Regions from separate parts of the Homo sapiens genome. Here region 2 is linked to region 1. Evidence: chromatin loops called from intact Hi-C (ENCODE). Cell type or tissue: HCT116. All regions are shown on one strand.

Evidence for each region. Hi-C counts contacts between places; a loop is a spot of excess contacts. Peaks named below come from ENCODE experiments on the same cell type or tissue, not always from the same donor. Only the 100,000 strongest peaks of a DNase experiment are listed, where the experiment ranks them.
Region 2: it touches region 1 in a loop (9-fold over the local background); 76 of 110 quality-filtered maps call a loop at or near these places.

Annotation. Positions count from the first base shown.
Region 1 is chr3:127,687,990-127,692,989 of GRCh38, reverse strand. It overlaps MGLL (monoglyceride lipase), which reads left to right. Exons shown (of 8, transcript NM_007283.7): 8 at 667-3,924. The coding sequence ends at 792. Among named protein-coding and RNA genes, the nearest start is that of ABTB1, 18 kb to the right of the region's middle. RefSeq lists enhancers at 2,777-3,282, 3,283-3,788. In HCT116, a CTCF peak has its summit at 1,964 (motif pointing left); a DNase peak (open chromatin) is centred at 1,909; H3K4me3 peaks cover 632 bases; H3K27ac peaks cover 680 bases.
Region 2 is chr3:127,829,425-127,834,424 of GRCh38, reverse strand. It overlaps LOC107986129 (a long non-coding RNA gene), which reads left to right. Exons shown (of 5, transcript XR_001740896.2): 5 at 1,293-2,130. Among named protein-coding and RNA genes, the nearest start is that of MGLL, 9.4 kb to the right of the region's middle. In HCT116, a CTCF peak has its summit at 2,389 (motif pointing right); no DNase peak of the experiment used is centred here.

The DNA.
Region 1 (5,000 bases):
TTTAAAACCACTGGACTGGACAAGGTGACCAGGGAGAGTGAAGGAGGGCACAGCCAAGCCCGTAGTCCAGCCGCCTGCAGAGGCCAGTGGGTGGGGTGAGCCTGGACTGAGAAGGATCTGCCGGCTAGGTTGAAAGAAAATCAAAAGTTAAAGCCATGGAACCACAAGAGGAAAGTGTTTCTAGAAGGTGACAGTGAGCAGCTTATGAATGACCAGCACAGTGTCCCCTGCCACAGCAATGGAGGTCCCTGGAGACCTCGCCAGGCTAGCCACCGTGGGTTGGCGGGAGTGGAAGTCGGCTTGGGATGAGCTGAGGACCCCGTGGAGGTCAGGATGTGAGGCCGGGAGTGGAACCCCCTCTTTTGAGAAGGTTGCCTGACTCAGAGACACAGAAACGGGTCCAGGGATGGGGAGAGATGTGGAGTGAGGGAAGGTTTGCATTTGAGAAAGGAAGTTCGAGAACACACTGGGACATTGTAACACATTTGAACCATCTTCTGATAGAAAGGTGTTGGCCTCCTAATAATGGGAGGTCAGGGCCAGGTCCTCGGGCATAGGGAGAGGGTCCGGAGAATGCTGCAGACCCCTGCCCACTGCCCACGGTCTCCGCTCCCTGCACCTGCCTCTGATGGTGCAGCTCTGATTCCGTGTCTCTCCTCATTGCAGATTTATGAAGGTGCCTACCATGTTCTCCACAAGGAGCTTCCTGAAGTCACCAACTCCGTCTTCCATGAAATAAACATGTGGGTCTCTCAAAGGACAGCCACGGCAGGAACTGCGTCCCCACCCTGAATGCATTGGCCGGTGCCCGGCTCATGGTCTGGGGGATGCAGGCAGGGGAAGGGCAGAGATGGCTTCTCAGATATGGCTTGCCAAAAAAAAAAAAAAAAAAAAATCAGAAATTGGAGAAATCCTTAGCACAATTTTCTAAAAAATAACAGACATTTTTGTTATACATTAGACTATCAGACACTGGACCTACCTTAATGGTTAGACACTTTATGCAAAAAAAGAGAAAGGTCCCAGGTGATTTTCCACAAAGAATGTGCTAAAATGTCCACTGAAAACAAAGCCAAGCCTCTGCCCTGCCTCTCCCAGCTCCCACAAGGGTTCCAGGAATTCCTGGTGTTCCCAGGACACCAGACTGCAATAACTGGAGGCGCCTCCTTCCTGCCCACCCTTCGCTCACGCCCCAGCGCCCTCTCTGACCAGCCTCCGCTTGGTGGCCTTCCTCTGGCCGTGTGATGAGGTGGTTGCTGTCTCCATAGGGGCCAGCTCCCCAGGGCAGACTCACGTGCCCCTCTGAGGCTCAGAAAATGCCCAGCCCTTCCTCAAAATGAGCAGCCACCCATGACTTTGTGGGCTCCTTGTTAGCCTGAGACCAGGCTTTGCAGAGGGGCGGGGGGTGAGGCTTAGCCCAGAAGGAGAACTGAGCAGGAAACCAAGGCTCTTCTCTGTCCCCTGCCCTTCCCCTCCTGCCAGGGGGAGGCTCAGGTTGGTCCCCGAGTGCCGCCTGTACTCACAAAGGCTGCCTTTCCTCTAGAGTCACTAATTTTACCTGATGCTATGAGAGAATCATATTGAAGATGAAATGTCTAATATATAATGTATATTTTAAAGCAGAGACTATTTTGGTGGATAGGTGGGAGGGAGCAAGGGGAGTTTGAGGGAATCAGAGCTTGATGCTACTGTACAGAACTGGACAGGTTGGGCCGGCAGTGGTGGGGCCAGAGGGCTCTGTGCTCTAGGAGCTAAGCCAGCAGCCCCCGAGAGGGGACTTGGCTGGGCCTTTCCTATGGGCAAGGCCCAGTGCTCTTCCTGCCCACCAGGGACCATGGAGCAGTGGCACCCTATGGGGCTATGATCCCTAGGCCTGGGCCTGGGCCTGCCTATGGCCCAGAGCTACCCTGGGAGTGTCAGTGCTAGCAGCACAGCTACCTCTGGTGGCAGGAGAAGAGAGGCCCAGCACAGCAGCAGGCCAGGCCTTCCTGTCCAGGTCTGCATGGAGCACTCGGTGACCCAGAGCAGGGACTGGAGGCACCCCCAGCCCTGCCCCAGGCCACAGCAGGACAGGCCGGGACAGGCCTCACCCAAGGCCAAGGCTGGCATCAGCCAATCATTCAGAGCTGAGGCCCTGGGCCTAGCCTGCCCTTCTCAGGTGCCAATACCACCCCAGCCCTGCCCTTGGCCTCACTTTTTCCCAGCAATAAGTGGGGTTCACCACCCGCCTCGGGAATACTTTCCCCTTCTAAATGGGACTTGCTGTTACCTCAGGAGGCTCCTTAGTGCAAATATGACCCTGGTCAGGGCTTTGCCACCGTTGAAGCCCTGCAGAAGGTGCAATGTAGGGGTTCTGGGGCCACAGAGGAGAGGCCACTTCCCACCAGGACCCCCAACATGAAGTCTAGGCCTCAGGGGCTCCCGCCCTTCTTCCTCCAGCAGCGGGAACTGCCACTGCTCTCCCAGGCCCTGTTCTGGAGGCTAACCTTGGTTCCTGGAGAGTGTGCCCCTCCACCCTCCCTCCAGCAGCCCTGATCACACCATGAGAGCCAGGAACGGGTCACCCTGCTGAAGATCACTCTGTGCCCTGGGGGAGGAGCCAAGCCCTCACCCCACAAGGGGCAGGTGGGGGCTTGGTTGCTGACCCGGCCCAAGTCCCCACAGAGCACCTTCTGTAGCTCCAGCTTGTCTCCCTGGCTTCTCTTTGAAGGAGAAAAATGTAAAATATGCACTGAGAAAGCCAGCCCCGCCTGCTTAGTCAGCCCCGGCAGCAGGGCAGCCATGGGAACTCAGGAAAAGCAGGAACCCTTTCCAAAAGCCCAGAGATGCCCTGGGCTCAGATCTGTAATTCTCCCAGGAGCTGTGATAGAGCAGGCCACACAAAGTCCCTACGCCTCCCTGCTGCCTCCCCCAGATGCATGTGGTGGCATCACCATTCCCCAAATTGAATATCAGCATGCGGCCTGACCAGGGACTCTTTAGATGCATGAATTTATTTATATGAAGGCTCTCACAGAGACACACACAGCACTTCAGTAGCATTTGCATTCCTGGTTAAAGAATCACCAATATTTAAAATAAAAACTTTCCTGAAATTGGGACTGTCATGTTATCCAGAAGGGCTGGTACATCCGCCCACCATGTCCCCCTGCTGGGTCAGGAGCCAACACAGGACCCTGCGTGTGAGCGTGCCTGACATCTCACGCACGGCCACTCCAGAGCCGGTCCCTGTCCTTGGAAAGCTGTGAAGCCTTGCGTTGAGTTCCTTCTCGATACTGACGGCTCCGTGCTGACATTCTGAGCTCTGGAGTCACACCAGCGCAGGGGCGTGGAGGAACTGAGGTTTGGAAGGAATGCCAGGTCTCGCACAGCTTGGCCTCGAGAAGGTGAGAGGAAGGCAAAGGCCAGGGAGGGGACCCAGAGAGGCCTGGCACACAAGGCCCAAGCACCACCGTCAACACAGCCCAGTCCATACAGAAATGGGTTTCATGCCTGAAAAGCTTTTTACAGAAAGATGCCGCCTGTAGCCAGTGACAGCCGCAACCCTACAGGCCTCAGTTCCTTGCAGAGGTGAGGGGTAGAGAGTCAGCCTCCCTCCCTTCCAGCAGCGACCCAGCTTCCCTCCACTTCCAGGTGGTGCTGGGCTCACCGAGGGAGCACTGGTGGGTGCTCTGAAAACCCACAGGATCCCACCTCCAGGCCCACCTGGGTCCCATCTCACTCTCTTCTTCTTTCACCAATTGCTAACATAGACCTTGTTGGGATCACGATGGCTTCACAAGCCAGCTGTTGGGTTTGCTATGTCACTGTGGCTCAGTCACATCCCTGCGTGTATACTGTCTGCGGGGCACATATGTATCCATTTAGAGCTAAAGGAATCAGTGTACACTACAGCTAATCCTAATAAATCCGATGTTTTCGGAATGGCGTCTGTCTGTCCATCACAGTAGCCTCTGACCCTGGATGGCAATCTTCCTTGCTGAGAGCACAGCAGGCCCTTTTTTAGACAGGCTGATCCCTGCCTGAGCCATGCCTGTCACCTGATACCAACTCCAGCAGTGCTTCCCAGCCTCCATCAGCGTGTGTGGAGTTTATCTTCTCCCATCCACGCTTGGAGCAGATTTCTAAACACACACATCCTCTCGCAGACCCTGCCCCGCCACTGGGGAGGACGGAGCCCAGGCCACCCTCCCCGTGCCAGCTTCAGGTGGCTTGTGCTTTCTCCAGGGCCCCATATAGATGCCAAACCCATCCCCACACAAGCTGGGCTCTGTCCGGACTCAGCCCTCCCTCCTCAGCATAGGGAACCCGGCCTCCTGCTGCTGGGCATCCTCCAGCCCCTCTCCATTCTATACCCACACGTGGCCCAGCCACTCTCCTCCTAAGTGTGGCCAGGATTATATGGCTTCCTTCCAGCTGCACAGCTGTCACCAGCGTCTGAGGGATGGCAGCAGCAGCCTCCTTGGCAGGCCCCGCTTTCTCTCCTGCACCCAGTCTGTTTCCACACGGAGGCGAGAGGGCTGTTAAAGTATGAGTCAGACTGTGGCCCTTCTCTGCTTAACATCCTCCGGTGACTACCATCTCACCTAAATAAAGGCCACGGTTCTTGCTGAGGCCTATAGGTGCTGGGCCTTTGGCCTCCTTGCCTCCCCTCTCCCCATCCTCCACATCCACTCAGTCCTCACCATGCCAGCCTCCTCACGGGCTGTCTTCTCAGTGAGGCCCTCCCCCAGGTGCTGCCCTGCCTTCTCCTCCTCCAGCACACTTGTTGACATCTGACATGACAGATCTTCTGCTTGTCTGCTTGGTAGCACTCTGTCCCCTCCCTTGTGAGCTGCAAAAGGGCATATCCCTGCACTACACCTCTGCCTGCTTCCCAGAGGGTCCCTGGAAAGGCCTGCCTGATAGGGCAGGGAGGGAAGGAGTGGGTGAGTGAGTGAATGAATGAGTGAGTGATGGAATGATGTGTTCTCTTTATCCTCTCTCTCAGGAGGAGCCAA
Region 2 (5,000 bases), 140 kb before region 1:
TGTCCTCATGGAAGAAGAAATTGATGGCCAAGTCGACTCTCAGGAGCATTCAACGGGAGAAAATGAGCTTTTCTGCACCCACACACATTGTTTAAGAGCTTATATTCACATTTAATACCTAGCTGTCTGGGGGCCTCTAATGACCATAGTTCCTTTCTCAACCATGCTCGTTAATGGCCCCAAATCTCCTATGCAGAAAGAATTTAAGACTTCATGGAAAAATTGCTAAAGGGTGCCAAGGTGGAAACGATTTGGGGAAAATTTTTCTACACACTTCAACAAGGTAGAATAATGGAGTCAATAAACCCTGCCATACCAACATTAAGGATATTTATGATTTCTAGTTATAGCACTGAGTACATCCTATTTGATTAATTTGATTGTTCTGTCACGTGTAAACATATCTTGTAGATATTATATATCGTGCAAAGTGCTTTTTCTTTCCCTTTTCTTCCTCCATCCAAATTTTCAGTAATTTTAAACATTTTTTGATTTAGAACTGTTGAATTCCACCTCCCAGGTCCCACAGTGATTGTAGAGATGGGATAACTCTAATGTGTGAGATGGCAAATGCAATGCACAACTTGCTGCATCAGCTAGCAACTGCTGCATAACAAGTCACCCCAACACTTAAGAGCTTAAAACAACAAACATTTATCTCATCATTCTGTGGGGCAGCAACATGGGCTGGGCTCAGCCAAGGTGGTTCTTTTGGTCTCTGCTGGGCACCCTTATGCATCTGTGGGTAGCTGCAGGTCACAAGGGCAGATCTGCTTCTGGGGATTGGTTGCTTGTCTGGTAGAGAGCCTTGGCTTCCTCCATGGGCCTCATCACTCCATCAAGCTAGTCCAGGCTGGTTTACATGACAAAGGAAAGGGTTGGGGTGAGTGAAGAAAGAGTGAGCATGTAAGGCTTCTTGATGCCTTACATCAAGAAGAACTGGCACAGTGCCATTCCCACCACACCCTGTTGGCCAGAACAAGTCAAGGCCAATGCAGATTCAAGGTATTGGAACTAGACTTCACCTCTCGATGGGAAGAGCTTCCAAGTCAGTGCAAAGAGCATGGGAACAAGCAGGCCATTTACTGGGGCCACTGATGCAACAAATCTCCACCCTTACTGAGGAGATGTTTCTCAAGCTCTGTCCTTAACTCCCAGACTCTCCAGTTTGTGTCTTGCCTCTTTAAGCAGCCTGGCTACTGGAGTCCCCGGGAAGCCAGTTACTTTCATTCCCCTGATGCCTTTGCATCTTATTGTCTCCTAGCTTGCTCTTTCTCCCTTTCTCTTCACAGGTATTTCCAGTGAAGTCCCACTCTCCTCAACCCTCAGAGGATCTCTGGAAGGCCACACAGAACCTGGGACAGGAACCAAGGCACAGGGATGGGATGGAGACTCACAATTCACTGTTAACATTTTGATTCTCATTTGAATTTTTAACACACGCATCTATCACTTAAATTAATAGTAATGAAATTTTATTGCACTCTTCTTACCAAGTGCCAGGCATTGTGCTAAGTACTTGACCAACGTTATTCCATTCAGTCCCATGAAATAGGCAATAATCTTAATTCCCATTGTTTCATATAGATATAAAGAGGGTAAGTCACATGCCCAAGATCATGTAGTTAAACATTAGCCGAGCTGGTAATTGAACCCAGGCTGTCTGCCTCAAATGCCCATAGTCCTTGCCACTGCACTCTTGCCTTTTCTGCACAGAAGATATCTTGAAAGGGTTATCTACACTTGCTGTCTCCACTTATTGTCCACTCACTTCATACATAAGCACAAGCTGGCCTCTACCCTGATTAATCCATGAACTGGGTTCTCTCCAGGGTCAAAAATGACCTTGTCATTAAGTCAATTGCACATTTCTCAGTTTGTCTTTTGCTTGACTGCTGGGAGCTATTAGACTCTTTTGGCCACATATTCTTCTTGGAATATGATGCAACTTTGGATTCTCTGCAATCACACCTTCTGGATCATCCACCTCTGTCTCTATCACCTTTGCAAACTCTTCTCCTCTTCACGATGATCTCTCCTAGGCCTGCTTATCCTTCCAGTCTACATCCCCTGAGCAATTGAATTCACTCCCATGATTTCAGTGATAATAAATGGCCGACGGCTTCCAAACCTTCGTCTCCATCTTGAGCATCCTACTGCATCTTCCATTGGCAATCAGGCCTCTCCACTTAGCTGTTCCAAGGAGAACTCAGAAAGCCTTGAATGAATTGGACATCATGCTTCTGCCCATCACCATCAAAACCTCCCCTTCTTCCTTCATGTTTCACAATTCAGAAAAGCTCCACCCAGTAAAATAAATCAGAAATCTGAGAGTTAGCATTTTTGGAGGTGGGCCAGGCAGAGTGGGCCGATAGGCAAATGCATGCACCACCTGCAGGGGGCAGCCTCCCCCCAGCCTCAGTGCAGGCTGCTGCCCGCCCAGATGGAAGCCCATATTGCCAGACCTTTGGCCTTTTACACAACCAGCATTGCTATGTGAAATGCCCTGATTTTCAGAAATTGGCTACTAATTCAACCAAATATCAATAAAGCACTGTGCAGGTCAAATCTCCTGCTGACCAGGTGCAGTATGCAGGCTGCCAGGTCACACCTCTACCTGCCCACTCTCCTGGGTCAGCACACTCTCCCCCACAGCTGCAAGGGCCATTTCCGGCCAACACCCACATCTCTGTCTCCGGTCTGACCTTCTTCTTCAGCTCTAGATCCTCAAATCCATCTGCCCCTGCAGGCACCTCATGCTCAACCCATCATCCAACACTAACAGTCCAGTGTAACCATATCCCTCTGCTCTTTGAGAAAAGCTAGGAATCTGGATTTGCATGTGAAATCACCAATTTTTAAAACTCACATTAAAAAAACCATTTCAGATATAGAAATACTTTTTAATGGGTCAGACTTAACATGAAGGCCCCCAAGCTGCCACCCCTGACTTAATACAAGCTGACTAGCCACCAGGCACCATGCTGATGTTCAGTCCATCTTAACCAAGGCCCTAGAGGGGGTATTCCTATCCACATTCCCCTGTTTCAGGTGAGGAGGCAGGCTTAGCAAAATAGAGTAACTCACCAGGAAGTAGCACCACTAGTCAGTGGAGCTTGCTTCTGAGGCTTAGGTATTTTTGCCCAACTTTATTTCCCCTTAAGTTTGATAGTACAGTCTTGCTTTTCCTCTATCATTCATTTTCAGTACCATTTCCATTCCCAACCTCCACTCCTTTCCCATTAGAAGTGGTTTATAATTGAAGTATACAACCACCCAAATTCTTGTGCAATATCACATACACTAAAACTGCTAATAAGAGAAACTCTTGGTCTTCTTACTATCTCCCGGCTTGCTCTTTCTCCTTTTCTCTTCACAGGTATTTCCAGTATGTTCTACTCTCCTCAAACCTCAGAGCATCTCTGAAGGCCACACAAGAACATTTGTGTTTTAGCCCATTCTCATGCTGCTATAAAGAAATACCTGAGACTGGGTAATTTATAAAGAAAAAAGGTTTAATTGGCTCATGATTCTGCAGGCTATACAGGAAGCATAGTGGCTTCTGCTTCTGGGAGGCCTCAGGAAACTTTCAATCATGGCAAAATGTGAAAGGAAAGCAGGCACGTCCTACACAGCCAGAGTAGGAACAAGAGAGAGAGGGAAAGGTGCTACACACTTTTAAACAACCAGATCTCACGAGAACTCACTCACTATTACCAAGACAATACCAAGGGGGATGGCACTAAACCATTCATGAGAAATCCATTCCCATGATGCATTCACCTCCCACCAGGCCCCACCTTCAACATTGGGGATTACAGTTCAAAATGAGGTTTGGTGGGGACACAGATCCAAACCATATCAACTTGTAGGGGCAGAAAGACGTCACCTTTACTTGAATTGCAACCCTTACCTTTTCATCGCAGGCTGTAGGAGCAGAGCCTGACAACCAGCACTTGTCTTGGAGATCACTGCATCTAGAATAATCCTGCCCTAGAGATCTAGGTGGACACACAGGCAAGTAGGGGCCTGGTGGCCCACTGATTTCCCTACTGAAATAAAAAGCCAGATACAAGACTTCTACATCTGCAAAGGTGGAGTGGATGTGCTTTTCCCTACTTTTCCCACTAAATATGACTAAAAACCCTGGACATTATGTATACAACCAACGTAAGAGGATGCTGAAAGGAAGAGATAAAAGGCAAACCTGCTGGGGACCTCAGGACCTGAGGAACAACATGGTGGTGAGTTCCCTGGGTTTTTTGTTTTGCCTTATACATTTGTGACTCTAGAGAAACACAGGTAAAACAAAAGGTTTAAATCAGATCCAGAGTCTGATGACATAATACAAAAATGACCAAGTTTCAATAGAAAATCATTTATCTTATCAAGAACCAGAAAGATCTAACACTGGATTAGAGAAGACAATATATACCAACAGGAAAACAAACAGATTTTTAAAGCAGTCACAATAAAAGTTCTCCAACAGGCAATTATAAACATGCCTGAAACAAATGAAAAATAAAAAGTCTTGGCAAAGGGATAGAAATTCTTAGCAAAGAAATAGAAGATATAAAGAAGAACCAAATGGAAATTTTAGAGTTGAAAAATACAATAACTGAAATAAAAAGCTCAATGGATGAGCTCAAAGGTGAAATAGAGGGAACAGTGCAATAAGCTGGAACATAGGACAATAGAAATGACTCATCTGAATAACAGAGAGAAAATAGGCTTAAAAAAAAAACCCACAAAAAAAAAACCAAAATGAACAGAGCCTTCAGGGACCTACGGAACTATAAGAAAAGCTCAAATATTCATGTCATCAGAGTCCAAAAGGAGAAGAGAAAAGAGGATGAGGCTGAAAAAGTACTCAAATAAGTAATGGCTGAAAATGTCTCAAATTTGGCAGGAGACAAAAAAAAACTATAAATAAAAAAGCTGAATGAATTCCAAATAAAATATACCCAAAGAAACCCATACCAAGAAACATCATAGTCAAA